2 separate regions of the Mus musculus genome follow, and region 2 is linked to region 1. A link is a loop called in an ENCODE intact Hi-C map of the cell type or tissue named here. Cell type or tissue: heart. All regions are shown on one strand. Links, peaks and the distances in the headings refer to the core of each region. The heading gives the core; the rest is flanking DNA. Region 1 overlaps Spring1 (SREBF pathway regulator in golgi 1). Region 2 overlaps Fbxw8 (F-box and WD-40 domain protein 8).

Evidence for each region. Hi-C counts contacts between places; a loop is a spot of excess contacts. Peaks named below come from ENCODE experiments on the same cell type or tissue, not always from the same donor. Only the 100,000 strongest peaks of a DNase experiment are listed, where the experiment ranks them.
Region 2: it touches region 1 in a loop (2.5-fold over the local background); 3 of 42 quality-filtered maps call a loop at or near these places.

What each region holds. Positions count from the first base shown.
Region 1 is chr5:118,254,106-118,259,105 of GRCm38, forward strand. Spring1 (SREBF pathway regulator in golgi 1) reads left to right here. Exons shown (of 5, transcript NM_001081236.1): 2 at 1,565-1,721; 3 at 4,871-5,000. Among named protein-coding and RNA genes, the nearest start is that of Gm25076, 9.8 kb to the right of the region's middle. In heart, for the core only: a CTCF peak has its summit at 3,085 (motif pointing left); no DNase peak of the experiment used is centred there.
Region 2 is chr5:118,084,685-118,094,630 of GRCm38, forward strand. Fbxw8 (F-box and WD-40 domain protein 8) reads right to left here. Exons shown (of 11, transcript NM_172721.2): 7 at 7,812-8,018. Among named protein-coding and RNA genes, the nearest start is that of Gm30466, 19 kb to the left of the region's middle. In heart, for the core only: CTCF peaks have their summits at 4,576 and 6,363 (motif pointing left); a DNase peak (open chromatin) is centred at 4,627; H3K27ac peaks cover 1,623 bases.

The DNA of each region.
Region 1 (5,000 bases), core at 1-5,000:
TGATGATAGTGTGTCCCTGCTAGTGTTTAGTCAGACATTTCCGTGGTGTTGGGTTTCTAGGTTTTTGTTGTTGTTTTGGGGTTTTTGTTTTGTTTATGTTTTTCCTACCATTGAAACAGAGAGCTATGGGAAACCTCCGTGTATGGTTCCTGTGGGATGGCACTCAGTAAAGTTTCCTAGAGCAAGGTTTATGCATATTCAACTTCAACAACTTCCCAGATTGCCTTCCCACAGTAACTACAAAGATCCTGTCTGTTTCCCTGAATTGTCTGTGTTGCCATCCGATGCAATGCGCAGGGTCTCCATAGTTACTGAGCAACATTATTGAGGCTTAAAAAACACCAGCCATGGGGATAGCAGGCGTGGTGGTGCACACCATAATCCCGTAGTCCCAGCAGCACCTGGCAGGCTGTTGCAGGAGGACCTGCGGCCATTTGGGGTTGCAGAGGGTGACCCTGCCTTAAAACCTCCAAAACTGGGGGCTGGTGAGATGGCTCAGTGGGTAAGAGCACCCCACTGCTCTTCTGAAGGTCCGAAGTTCAAATCCCAGCAACCACATGGTGGCTCACAACCACCCGTAATGAGATCTGATGCCCTCTTCTGGTGCGTCTGAAGACAGCTACAGCTAAGTGTACTTAAATATAATAAATAAATAAATTAATTAATTAATTAGAAAAAAAACAAAAAACAAAAAAAAAACCTCCAAAACCAACAGGCCATGGTGCCTCACACCTATAATCACAGCATTTAGGAGGCCGAGGCAGGAGCATTGCCATGAGTTTCAGGCAGGCCTGAACTACAGGATGAGAAGCGCAACAGGAGAGGGCCTTTTAGAGGTCTTTTGTTACACATTCATGGCTAGAAGCTTCCAAAGATGTGACCACCTTGTGCTTCTCTATCTTTCCAGCAGCTGGGCTTCTCCTCCTAGCTCAATGGTGTGGATCCTGTAGGGATCCAGGCTCTCACCCAGGGGCCACTCCTCTCCTGGCTCAGCAAGGCAAAGGGCCGTGTAGGCAGAAAGGCATCTGAAAGTAATCATAAGGGTGACTGCTGTGTGCTGTCACACAAAGGATGAGCCTTGCAGGTTGTCAGGCTTCGTCTGGTCCTGAAGTCATCCCCAGTCCCATTTAGAAGTTTTGTATGTGAGTACTTGTCACTTATTCGGCTGAGGCCTCCTGGTCTAGAGGTATCAGACAGCCTGAGATGATTAGAATTACATAGTTTCCTCCTGGTTGTAAAAGTATTTGGGCTTTGTGTTCTGTTCCATGGTGTGTGTATTAGTATCTAAAAACTTAAGTTGCTAGCAGAGAGAAAAGTTTTTGCTCCCCCCACCCCACCCCGGATTTCACAGAATCTTTTGTCTGCTTCTGGGGCCCTGCACATCAATGCAGTAACTGGGGAGAGTAGCTTTAACTTGCCAGGTTTCCCTGATGACATAGATGGCACCTGTGCCCAAGGGTTGGGTCGAGGGTAGAGAGATGGAGGTATAGATGCCTTTAGGGCAAGTGAGAAAATGCAGGAAAAGCGCCTTGACCCCTCCTCTCTCGCTGTGGTCTCCTTGCAGGAAGAGAGGGCTGTGAGAGACCGGAACCTCCTCCAGGTTCAAGACCGGGAACAGCCCATCCCGTGGAAGGTGCAGTTTAACCTAGGCAACAGCAGCCGACCCAGCAACCAGTGCCGGAACTCTGTCCAAGGAAAACACCTCCTCACTGATGAGCTGGGTATGTCTCCCTCCCTGCACTCAAGGTGCAGAGACTCTGGGTTTGATAGCCTTCCCTCCCAGTGCTTTTGCCCTTCTTGCTAGTCTTCAGGGATTTCCCTGTCTGTCTTTCACACTCTCCTCTCCATCCCAGGCTCCCTGCAGCATCTGGGAGGCTTGGCTGAACACCCAGACTCCTAGCATTTCCCTCTGCCTACAGCACCAGCCTTAGCCTCAGAGCCAGGCCACCGCCTACCAGGCACAGGCATGGGGTTCCTCATCTTGTCTCTCTAATTGGTGTGTGTGTGTGTGTGTGTGTGTGTGTATGTATGTGTATGTCTGTGTGTGATATGTGTGTCTGTGTGTATATGTGTGTCTGTGTGTGATATGTGTGTCTTGTGTATATGTGTGTCTGTGTGTGTCTCTGTGTGTGTGTAGTCTGTGTATATGTGTGTGTATGTGTGTGTCTCTCTGTGTCTGTGTTTGTGTGTGTATGTGTGTGTGTGTCTGTGTGTGTTTGTGTGTGGTCTCTATGTATATATGTATGTCTGTCTGTCTGTGTCTATGTGTTTATGTGTCTGTGTGTGTGTGTGTCTGTGTATGTCTGTGTTTCTGTGTTTGTGTGTGTGTGTGTGTCTGTTACACCATGTCATGTATGTGGCAGTCAGAGGACAACAGGCTGTTTTAGTGTTAGATGGCAGTTTTTATCATAGCTATAGCTACAAATTGTTAATTTAGGTCAGACAAAGACTCACACTCCTTCAGCTTCTTAATCAATAAAAATCCCACAAGGGCAGCAGGTTTTACTTTGCCATTATAAATATGGGGGAAGTGGTTTAATAAAGAAAACTTGCAACTGTTGATGCTGTTTAGCAACGAGATGCCACCGTGTCGCCAGGGTAACAGCACTGTTAAACAAGATAGCCAATTAGAGTCACAAACTTTTCAAAAGCTGGAAGTTAATTTCCCAGGCAAGACCAACACATTTGCCTGCCCTGGTCTCCCAGGACTTGGTAAGAATAACATCCTTAGAGCTGGTACGCACCACAGGCTTTCTCTGTGGGGCCCTGGCTGTACTGGGGCTCGCTCTGTCGACCAGGCTGACCTCGAACTCAGAGAGATATGCCCATCTCTCCTGGGCGCTGGGATTCAAGGCATGAGCCACCACACCGGCTGGTGTATATGTGTTTTGAAACATCATGATGACCCAGTTCTATGTATGATGTGTGTGTGCGTGTGTGTGTGTGTTTGTGTGTGTGTATCAGATAAGAAAGGTTGGAGAAATGGGTGTGTGGCCAAGAGCACTGACTGCTCTTTCCAGAGGACCTGGTTTTGAGTCCCGGCATCCAGGACAGGCAGCTCCCTCTTCTGGCCTCTGCAGGAATCTGCACTCACATGTACTCACACATCCAATTAAACATAAGGATGACTTCAGAAAGTAAAAGGTAATTTTTGCATGACACATGGGGAGAGAGGCCTGGGTGAGCTTGCTCTCTCTTCCCAGAGATTAGACCTGGTCATGGAGAGGTGAGTACCAGAGTTCAAAGCCGAGATCTGGGAGTTGGTAACGGTAGGACCAGGCCTGAGATGTCAGCTTCCAGCTTCCCAAAGGAAAGGACAGTGAGTGTCAGTGGGTGATATCGGGGTGTTAGTGTCAGCTGGTGTTATTGGGGTGCACAGTATTCTTGACACAGACGGAGTTGCTGTGTTGCTCTCATCCAGGGTAGAATCCTGAGGAACGCACGGGCTCTCTGGGAATTCTGTTTAGAAGCCTTGTCAACAGCGTGAGTCAGGGCATCTGGGAAGGAAGTGTTTACCAGGACATCAGAATGTTCATCACTACCCGTGAGATGCAGCAGCAGCAGCAGCAGCAGCAGAAACAACAGACGCCAGCCTTTCCCTGCACTGGGAGAGGTTGGCGTCTCCCCTGGTCTCCCAAGTATTGAGGGCCCTCTGGTGTCCCCGATCGCCAGTGTTCTGCCAGCTCCCACACAGACCTTGTTTTCCAGAGCAGCTCTAAAAAACAAGTCATCCTCCGCCAGCCTTGTTCTCTTGAGGACAGAGCTGGGGTGCTCAGACTGGCTGGTTGGGAACAGCTGCTGCACAGCTGCGGGCCCCTGCACACACCCGAGGGGCCCCCCATATTCACCAGAAGGCCTCTGCACACACCTTAGGGTCTACACACACACATACACCTGAGAGCCTCTGCACACACCCGAGGGGCCCCCCATTCTTAACAGAAGGCCCCTGCACACACCTTAGGGTACATACACACACACCAGAGGGCTCCTGCATACACCCGAGGGTCCATACACACCTGATCCCCCCCCCCCCCCGCCCCCGCCGCACCTCCCCATACACCTGAGGCTCTCTCACATGCACACATACCTGAGGACCTAAATGGCCACTGGGGGCGTGTTCGAGGTTGGGTGGTGGCCCTCATAGACTTACATATTTTTCTGTCCTGTTCCTCACAGTGCAGGGAACAGTCTGCCTAGAAGCCCTGAGCAGTTAAGTAGTCTCAGTGAGGGAGCCTGACTGACATGGCGCTCGATGTGCACATATCTACGTGATGCAGTTTCACAGTTGTGGAGCGAATTAGGTTTTTCTCTCTTTTGAGGATTTGAGAACACCCCTAATTCTAGGGGGGTGCTTGTGGTTGTGTCTCCCCCTGTTGGTATGCAAACACCGGAAGCAGAGTCACGAAGGTTGACTGTGGCCTCCTGTTTTAGCAGCCCCTTCAAATGACCACAACAGCCACGAGCCATCAAAAGCCACATGTTTGCTTTTTAAATCCGCAAGGCACTTGTTTTTGTGAATGGGTGCCTCGTTTCCTGTCTTGGACTGTTTTGTTAAAGCCCAGGTGAAAGGCTGCGTGCTTCCATTAGCATCCCAGCTGCACAGACAGGGCATGGTCTGGCAAGAAGCTCACACTCAAGCAGTAGACTGGAAAGGGGCGGAGCGTGGTAACAACTCAGATCTATCGATGACTGAGGGGTCCAACTTCCCGTCATCCTCTGCCCAGGTGAAGCCAGCCCTAGACACGTTTCCATGTCTGGTCCTGATGCTCAGGGTGCCCTGGCTCCTGCCTGCCTTCTTCCTGTGCAGTTCTTCATCCTCAGAGGGAACACAGGTGGCTAGCTTCCCGCTGAGCTCTGCCTCTGGTTTCAGGCTATGTCTGCGAGAGGAAGGACCTGCTGGCGAATGGCTGTTGCGACGTCAGCGTCCCCAGCACAAAGCAGTACTGCTGTGATGGGTGCCTGGCCAATGGCTGCTGTGAAGCCTACGAGTACTGCGTCTC
Region 2 (9,946 bases), core at 2,501-7,500, 170 kb before region 1:
TGGGAAGGCAGTGCCAATCACATAGGCTGTGCCAGGATCAGGGCTTTGTGATGTGGGCAGATGTCTACAAAGGACCACACCGACACCTACTGTGACCCACACCCGAAAGGAACCGAGTGAGCGTATCCTGAGGGGTCCCGTGTGTCTCCTTAGACATGCCCAGGGTGGTGATGGCCTCCTTAGAGCAGTGAGCAGTGGCAGCTTTGGCATAGGGAAGGAAGGTAAGGACATGCTCACCGTGAGCACTGAAGAAAGCAGATTAGTCACCATGCAAACATGCCCAAAGCCTGAGAGCCTGCGTGGTGCGCCTCATCACAGAAAGCAGCACAGACAGTTTCTACACATGCACAGGTATTAAGGACACAGGCCACATGGGCCCATGAGAGAGACAGGGCGTCAGTGCATGCACTTTGTAGGGAGAAATGAAGCTGCAGGCCAGGGACCGCTCTTTAAAGTACAAATGCTAGTGTCTTCAATGGCAGTGACAGAGAGTGGTCAGAGTTCTCATAGCCTGTAAGCAAGCCAGGCATTTACCTAATTACCCTATCTTTTGACCAGTCTGACTTCTGCTTCAGCCCCAAACTAAATGAGAAGCGACTCAGAGGGTGGGCCGAAGGCTGGTGCCTAAGCTACACCACGGAAACAAATGGCAGCTGAAGGGGGCGAAAGTCGGCTGGGAACAGGCAGAGCCTTTACTGTGGGTGCACAGGCCATAGACATGATACACTGACACACACACACACACACACACACACACACACACACACACACACACACACATCCTCTGCTCACTGTGCAGTCCGTGATGCTGTCCCTGGGGACCCGCAGAGAGCAGCATGACACTCGATTCTCCCACTCCCGAGTCTCAGCTGCCACCTGCACTTAGCCACCAGGAAACTGAACTGAAAGCCACCTGAAATACCTTGCCTCACATTGCACAGAGACCAGCTGGGAAGCAGGCCAGGCAGAGCCCAGTCCTTCCCATCCCAGATACCATACTGAAGAGCCCCTTCCTGAACTCTGTCCAAACTGGCTATTCCCAAGAGCCAGCTCCACTGTGCCCACAGTTCATCTGACCCTAGAAAATGCTATAAGGTGAGACTACCGCTTTTCTCACTTCCTATAAAGAAATGGAGCTGACAGAGGACACATCTCTCACCCAGCTAGGAAGTTCTGGAAGTAGGCTTCAATGTTCCTACTCTTTAAACCTCTACTCCAGGATACCCCAAATGCAGTCCTAGCAGGAGTGTCAATGGTGGCTCTGGGAACGCCACACCCTGGCCAGGCACACTGATCACCAGCTCTGCTCCTGTGAGTGCCACCTCAGACGTGTCAGGGCTTCTGTGCTCTAACTACCTGGGCTGCTTCCCTGCTGTTGTGGGCTACAGTGCTGGTTAGCAACAGGGTCAAAATGTGAGCTGTGGGTTCCTGTGTGTCGAGGTCAAGGGAGGGACCACGAGGCTGAAGCTGAGGCCCACGCTTCTGGAAGGACATGAGGAGAGGAGAAGGGAGAGGGAGAGGAGGCATCTGCTAATCCTGGGCAGGAAGGAATACCACATTCAAGAGGTGAACACCTCTGGGCTGCGTACAGAGACTCGGCACGTAGGTGAGGATAGAGAGTTGGAAGCTAAGGTGGTGTCCAACTTCTGAGGGCTTTGAAAGCCAGGCTACAGGCAGGCAGTAGGGTCTCACCCACATGCTCTGCGTGGGCCATTTTTCTGATCTAACTAGAAATAGTTGACGTATGAGTGTGTACCAAGGAGTGCAAGGTATGCAGGGGTATAGGTGTGTGCCAGGGAGTGCAGGAGTGTGGGTAAGAGTAAGGGTATGGGTAGGGATGCAGGGGTGTGGATATGCCAGGGAGGGCTGGGTGCAGGAATGGGAGGAGGGGTGTACGGACACAGCTCCGGGGCGTTTTCAGTGTGCATTTCAAAACCTCCTGTGAAAAGATGTACGAGTTCCCAACCCAAGGAAGTGGGGAAGTGGAACCCCAGCCCTCTGTAGGCGCATAGGAGCTCAGGCCAGTACCTCAGCCTAGACTGACAGGGACCTGAAGAAAAGTGGGTGTGGACCTGGGGTTAGGTCCAGAAAGTCAAGCCTCAGCAGTGCACTCTGCTTGAAGAGGAGGGAAGCGGTAGCTAGGACCTAGGTCATGGCAGGGCTGCCACCGACGGCTAGCCTTCAGAGGACACGCAGCCTCAGTCTCAGTCTCACTTTAACACTCAGCAAACCTCATGACCGTGCCCAAGTCCTGTAATTTGGCAAGAGACTGCTCAAGTGTGAGCTGGGCTAGTTTTCCTCTGCCTAGCTGCAATTCAGGAACCCATCCTGAATTCACTGTCGAGGGGGTGAATAAGGAGCAGTCTGGGGTCTATAGAAGTACAAGCACAACTCAATAGCTGATGCTAGTGCTGACCCACCCCCGCTAACCCAGGACTGACAGAAGACAGATGTGCAGGCCACGTTAATAAGGCACAGTCTGGGAAAGAGCAGGAGTCCTCCACCGTAACTGCTGGGGTCATCTGAGCACAGTAAACATCTGAAATAGTTGGAGGCTGGGCCCACACCGGCCATGAGCTGTGTTCTTACTCTCCCTCTCTCCTTCCCTGCTCAACCGTCTGGACCTGGTGGGAGCACGCAGCTCACCCCATAGTCACTGTTTTCACACCTGGAAAGAGGCAAACATTTCCACCAGGTCCCCCCAGATCCCGATGCTGATTTTTAACACTGACAAACCTAGCTGCTGTCTGGGCAATATTTACTCCGAGACTCATCTGGCACAGAGACATCAAAGCCATCCCATCTGTGCTGGGGAAATAATCCCAACAGTCAACTCCAAGTTCAGTCTCCCAAGTGTGTAGGATGGTGAACCAGGACAGGAAGTCTACATATAACCAGGGAAGTCACTGGAAAAATTAGACCCTAGATAAAAATCTAATCTTAATTCAAAAGCCCAGTAAAGGGCAGTGGGCATGATATATGTCAACATAATGCTTTGTAAACGTGGTTAATGTCTTCAGAATACTGATAAGTTAATTTAAAAATCCAGAAATACTACAAACATCAGTGGCATACGAAACCATGAAGGGTGTGTGCAAACAGAAACTATCTGAGGTGTGGTGCCAGCCCTGCCGGCAAAGCTTTACTGGGACTCAGCACCCGTATCAGCTCCTCATATCAGCCCTCACTCACATCAGCCCTCACTCACATTAGTCCTCATTCACACCAGCCCTCACTCACACCAGCCCTCACTCACATCACCTCCTCACTCATACTAGACCTCACTCACATCAGCTCTGAATGGCCCTTTTCACTCATAGGCCTCTTTCAAAACCAGTCTCAGAAAAAGAAACTAACCCGGGCTCCCACACCTCCCAGGGATCCCTAGGGCTCCAGCTGGCCTGAGCCACCTCTCTCCATCGGCCTGTTGTCTCTGTCTGCACAACTCCAACTCCTCCCCAATACTAGTGGGCACAGGAGCACCAACCGTACCAAGCATCACCACAATTTCTGGACTGGAATAGCAAGGAAAGTAACATTATGAAGTTTATGACTCTGAGAGTCCTGTTCAGCCCACTGATCAAACCTTCTACCTAGTCACTTCACCCTTCCAGGAACCGCAGATCCTAAGTCCCAGTCAGTTACCTCCCCAGCAAGTAACAACAGCAGCCTCCACAGAACCCTTCACGCTGCGTGGCCTTAGAGATCTCAGTTCTGAATCTTCAGAAGCTGCTGAGCTGAGGGGCACCGAATGTCCCAAGTGACCCTGGGGCTCTGTGGGGATGTGTCAAGGTTCCCACTAAAGGCTAAGAGTGTGCCATTCAGTCCTTCCTTATCAGTAATATCAACAAGATCAGGGATTGGCATTAAGAGCAACACCTGCGGGGCTGGTGAGATGGCTCAGTGGGTAAGAGCACCCGACTGCTCTTCTGAAGGTCCAGAGTTCAAATCCCAGCAACCACATGGTGGCTCACAACCACCCGTAACAAGATCTGACTCCCTCTTCTGGTGTGTCTGAAGACAGCTACAGTGTACTTACATGTAATAATAAATAAATCTTTAAAAAAAAAAAAAAAAAGAGCAACACCTGCACAAAACAATCTCGAATCTTCATTTCTCATTTTTCAGTTATCTTTGAGATTTTCAGCACTCTGGAGTTCCCCCCAGCCTCCCAAGAGAGAACCTCTGCACCCTGGTTACTCTGACAGAGCAGAGGCTGAACAGGAGAGGGAAGCATGCCCGACCCACGGGATCCTGCTCACTGATGTGACGGAATCTAACAACGCTGGGCCCTCTTCCTTCCAGAAAACCAGGCTTCAGGAGTCAGCCGTCAATGCCCGGACAAAGAAGGAACTGAGACACAGAGTTCTGGAGAGCGTGCGAAAATATTTTACAAACTTTCAATTTTTGCTTGTTTGTCTTGCATGTGAAGTATTAAGTCTCGACTCTCACACACAGAAACCTCAACAGAAGAAAAGATGGCGCTCTGATTGGGCAGACAGGGCAGAAGGCAACCCATCTGCAGCACACTCTGACCCAAGGCTCCAGACAGACGCTCCCCTTGTGGCCAGTGCAGGCAACCAATCCCAAGTCTCTTCCTGGCTGCACATGGGCAGTCATTAGCTCAGAGAGTCGGGCAATTACTTTCTAGTGTGATGTAAGCTGCTGCAGCCTAAGCCAGCCTCCCTCCCTGCCCAGCTCACTCCAGCCTGCGATGACTTCACCCTTTGCCCTGATTAGGATGCACTCCGCGTGCTGCTTAATACAATCTGCCATCAAATGCCAAGAGCTTCAGAACTAAATTGGGAAATATGTCCAGCTCCACAGAGCGATGCTGAGAGCACTAAGTGGGGCTCCGGATCCCTTTATGAGACACGAGCTCATCGACAGCATGGTGTTCGCCCGCGGCAGCTCTGCCTCTAGCCATCCACCCTGAGAGCACATTCAGGCAGCAAAGAGATTAATAAAGGTAGTGTGCTGTTATAAATCGTTACGGAAACAAAAGCACTGCTGATGAATTCCAAACTACGTGACAAAACCAAGTTTTAGGAGGCTGCTGGACTATCAGGGCCATGTTGAGGGCTGTGTGGATGCATGGCAGTGTGAAACGACGTGGTTAAGACACTTCTGCCTCTTCTACTGTCAGCTGCCATTCAGTGACATTTATACTCAAGTCTGAGAACTAAGAACGGACATCAGAGACTCAGAATTCTTTTCTGCTCTAAGTTAAAGACCTCCGAGCAGCCCTTCTTGCTGGGACACTGGGAATGATTCCTGCACCATCATCCCTGCCCGATGCAATGAGCATGGCCCTTAGAGACAACATATAAGCCTCAGCTGCTCAGCCCCGCTCACCAAACCCAGAAGTCATGGTCCATTCCTCATTGCCTAAGAGAGGTCAGACAAGTGTTCCCCAGAACCATGGGCCCCAGGAGTATCCAGCAAGCAGCGGAGAGGTGCGCAGCAGTGCACTCACCACTCTGCACCATGACACTGGCCTAAGTGCTGCTGGCACTGCCACTCCATGTGGGGAAGCCTTCCAAGCAGAGAGATACAAAGTATAAACTGAACAACAAAGTCAGGCAAAGCCCCACCCTCCTTCCCAGCCGCAAAGCCTAGAGAAGAGGCACCCAGGAAGTCTGTGGGGTGGGCGCTGTTACCCCTCAAGAATATCCTCAGGGCAGCAGGTTTGACCCAGTGAGTCCTCAGAGAGAAGCTTACCCTGTAAGCACTGGTGCAAGCCACACTCTTGCAGAGTGGGTGGAATGGTGAGGCCACACATACGGCCTGATCGATGCCAGAAAGCTCTAAAACCCAACCAAACAGGAGCAGGGGGCTCTGTGATGTGTTACAAAGTCACCCCAACAGGCAGAGACAAGGAGCAGTGATGCAGAGTGCTCTAGCACTTACCCATGATCATCTTCCTGAGGCGGGTCACTCATGAGAGCCCTAACTGGCCTGGACTCCTTATGTAGATCAGGCTAACCTTCAAGACAAATATCTGCTTGCCTCTGCTCCAGGGTGCTGGGATGAAAGGTGAGAGCTACCACACCCAGCTCCACCCACACTTTACAGAAAGAGGGCCCATTTCACAAGGATGCACAAGAAATGGACAACACCAACTTGGCTCCAAAACCAAATGACAGGCAGTAGCTGACAGGCTTGGGGAGGAAGCTCCTGCCCTACACTTCCCATATCTGAAATTCTCAATCAGGAGTCCGAACAAAAGTACTCCAGGGGCTGGAGCAGTGGCTCTGGTTCAAAGTACTGGCTGTTCTGCGAAGGACCTGGATTTAGTTCCCAGAGCCCACTTGGTGGTTCACAGCCATCTGGAACTCCCATTCCAGGAGTTCAGTGCCCTCTTCTGGCCTCTGCAGGTACTGCATGCTTAGTGCCCAAACATACATGCAGACAAAATACCCTCACATATATATATATTAAAGTGTTTAAAAATCTGTTTTAAAGTAAAGGCAAAAATACAAACTAGAAACTTTTCTTTGACTTTGTATAGCCAAAGAAGATGCTGGTAAGTGCTGTGTGGCACCTGCTTTGCCCTGCACATCGAGCCCAGGAACAATGGCTGCATGAGGGTCCAGGTGTACAGAGCACTGACTCCCCCAGGCCTGCCAGCCTGCACCACCGAGGGCAGCCCTGCTTCCAGCTCAGACAGACAAGCTCTGTAGAGGGCTTATTAACACCGAAATCTGTGTGTAATGCTGTCTAACACTCCACTGCCAGCCACACACTGATGTCGTGGCTACCTGCGATGCCCACAGGACCTGCCAACTTAGTGGATGAAGGGTGGACGCCGAAACACTATTACTCAATGTTCACACAGCTGTGGGCCTAAACCACCAGTGTGGTCAGCATATGGTACAGAGACATCGTCCAGTGACCAGAAATAGCACCCTTGGATACTCCTACAGGCTACAGAGTTAAGCCCCTGATTAAAATCCATCATAGTGTTTGGATGTCAGTGGGCTTTTATCATGGCTGATCAATAGTGGACTGTAGTTAAGCCCCAGTCCTGTATCAGGTACAAATGAAGTCAGATCAAAACTCTCTGTTCTCACAAAGCCTTCATCTGAGTCCTAGCTATAAAGAGCAGACACATGTCAGTCGGCTGCTGGCCCGTGTCGGTTAAGCCATGCACTAGAGGCTCAGTGACTATGTGCTTGTGGACTCTGAATTGGCCGTATGCATTCAGATGGCACTGAAAGCGCCTGTGCTGCTCATTAGGCTGCTGTGAGCCGCCTACCAGCAGGTTTGCCTAGAGCTATACACACGGGGAACTTACGTCTGTGCCTCTGGACTATGAGCTCTAAGCACAAGCTGGAACTCTACAGCAGGGAGCTGGGGACATGAGAGGTGAAACACTGCCCAAGGTACACTGCTAGGCACAGAACAGGTCACATACCATGACCCTCTGTCTACAAAGATCCATCCTCAGCCTCTGTCTGTCTGTCTGTCTGTCTGTCTATCTGGCGTCTACATGGACACCTGTGTGCAGCGGAGGAGGAACTCCGTCTCGTGCTCCATTTCATTGCTTGGACATTTCTGTCTTGCTCATACACTGCCCTGAACCAGCTGAAAACAAGAGCATTCAGAGTGTTAACACACTACTTGTGTGGTGGTGCACATGGCTCCTCCCAGCACATCATGAGTTCTAGGACAGCCTGGGATATGCGAGACCCTGTTTCAAACAACCATAACCAAACCAAACAAAACACAAAGTGCTTCATTTTTTGGCTGCCTTAAAAACCAAATCTATACTCTTCCTTGTTAATGTATACATGCCACTGTTTCCATACCTTGTTTCCTTCATACACCCATCCTAGACTCTTCACTCCAAAGGCAACCTGGCTGGCTGAGACATCCAGACATGTGGCAGGCTGGCCATAGACATAATGAAGGGTTCTGGCTGAGTCGTCGGCCTTCAGCAGGTACACCAGATCCCCGGCTGTGGCTATTGCCACAGGGTACCTCCCAGTATTCGGAACTATTTCAAGGTAGTCAACCTGTGGAGAGAGGAGTTGTTTAGTGCCCCCCAGTCATCTCGACTTGGTCTGTACAGTCAAGAAACAGTTGAGCACAGGGACCATTTACAGGGATGGGCATGGCTCCTGTCCAATGAAAAGATGCCTCTAACAGTGAAAACCAAGTGCACTCTGAGAAGGGAAGCCACGTCCCCCCGACTCAGCACAAGCAAGGCTCAGGAAGCCCGAGGACACAGCTGGAGGGACCAGGAGATCTAATCCAGTCCAACTCCTGCTAAGGGAAGGATGGCAGCACTTACCATTGGTGTGAGCTCACTGTGACCCAGGAGGTCCTTCTATCAGGGCTACAGAACCTGCATGGCAAAGGCTTGTGCATGGTGCTCACTGAGAGCCACTCCTGTCAATGTGCAGACATAACACAGCCACACCACCAACCACAGGACAAAAGCTGAAGTCTTCCTTATGGTCCAAATGGGATCACTGTGGGAGGGACTGGGGCTGGGAAGCAGGAATCCCAGTGGGCTCCCCCCTCAAGGGGAGTCAGGCTGTGAGACAAAAAGACAACTTCCAGCTCTTGGTCTTACTGGGTCTTTTAAATCCTGACCATGGCAGTGTTTAGAGCTATCCCTTGTTTTGTTTTACTAGACACTGAACAGTAAAACTGCCCCAGTTCCGAGTGAACAGAGGCATCTGTCAAATACATGTGAGCATCAGAATGAAACTCTACAAAAGCTAAACTGTCTGTTCCTAGCTCTCTCCTGCCTGCCTGTCAGACAGTGACCCCCGCCTCTGTGCCACGTGACCATCTGAGGACAGAGAGCTGCACAGACAAACCACGCTCTTGTCATACCTTCCCTGACTGCATGGGGGCAGAGCACACTGTAGGAGTAATCCACTTCTCCCCAGAGCAGTGCCCATCACACTGCGATCACAGAGAGCGTGGATGCTGAAGGTGAGCCACTGCAGAATCAGGAAAATCCATGGTTTAAGGGACAGCACCGCACAGACACTGTGCCAGAGGCCTGAGTTCTGCAGGCTGCCCCAGGGAACTGAGCACAAGCAAACATCATCCGGTGCCTCTGCTAATCCTGGGCTCCAATCATGCTGAGCAGCCCAACATCTTGGGCTGTGGGTCCATCACAAAGGCCAGCTGCTCCAAGCTAGCACTGTAGACCCGGGAACACTGCCACAGCTATTCAGGAAGCACAGCTAGAGAACAAAGATGGTCGACTCCATGGGCCAGGGGTGCCTGATCCAGGGATGCATAGTACACACTATGGTAACTCGGCACCCAGACTGGAAATAATGCTTAGAGCTGACCTGCCCCAGCAGGGCTGCCTACTCCTGTTTCTGTAGAAACTCACTTCTTAAATACACCTTTGGCTGCCCATTTAACTTCATCTTCCAGCTGGGTTTCTAGCAGGCCAAGAGACTCAGACTGGCAGTGGCAGCCATTCACTTGGAGGTGTAAACGACCTCTAAAGCTCCCAGTCAGCCCCAGGATGGCACCTGACTGCCAAGGCAGGATTTACACCTCATGAGGGGTTCTTAGCTTGTGAAAGTGTGGCTGGTCCATAGAACAAATGGAAGCCCTGCACCCCAAGTCTCTCTACAGCTGACAGCGTCAGGTCGTGTTAGAGGAACACTGAGCACCGCAGAGCTGATCTGAAGCAGCAAGCTTAGGGAGATTAAGCAGTGACCCCAGGTGTTTGGTGCTTGGTATTCAAATCTAAAGATCCCACAGAGAAAGGGAGAGAGGGGACCGGTTCCAAGTCCCCAAACCTCCTTGCTCAAGGCTAGCTCTTCTGCTCCCCTGGCTCATGCCAAAATGATGTGTGCTCAAATTAAATACAAATTTGGCAAAGACAGATGAATACTGCCATATCACCAAACCATGTCTGCTTGGTGAACAAGACTGGTGGCAGCCCTGTGCGAAGTCTCCCAAGCTG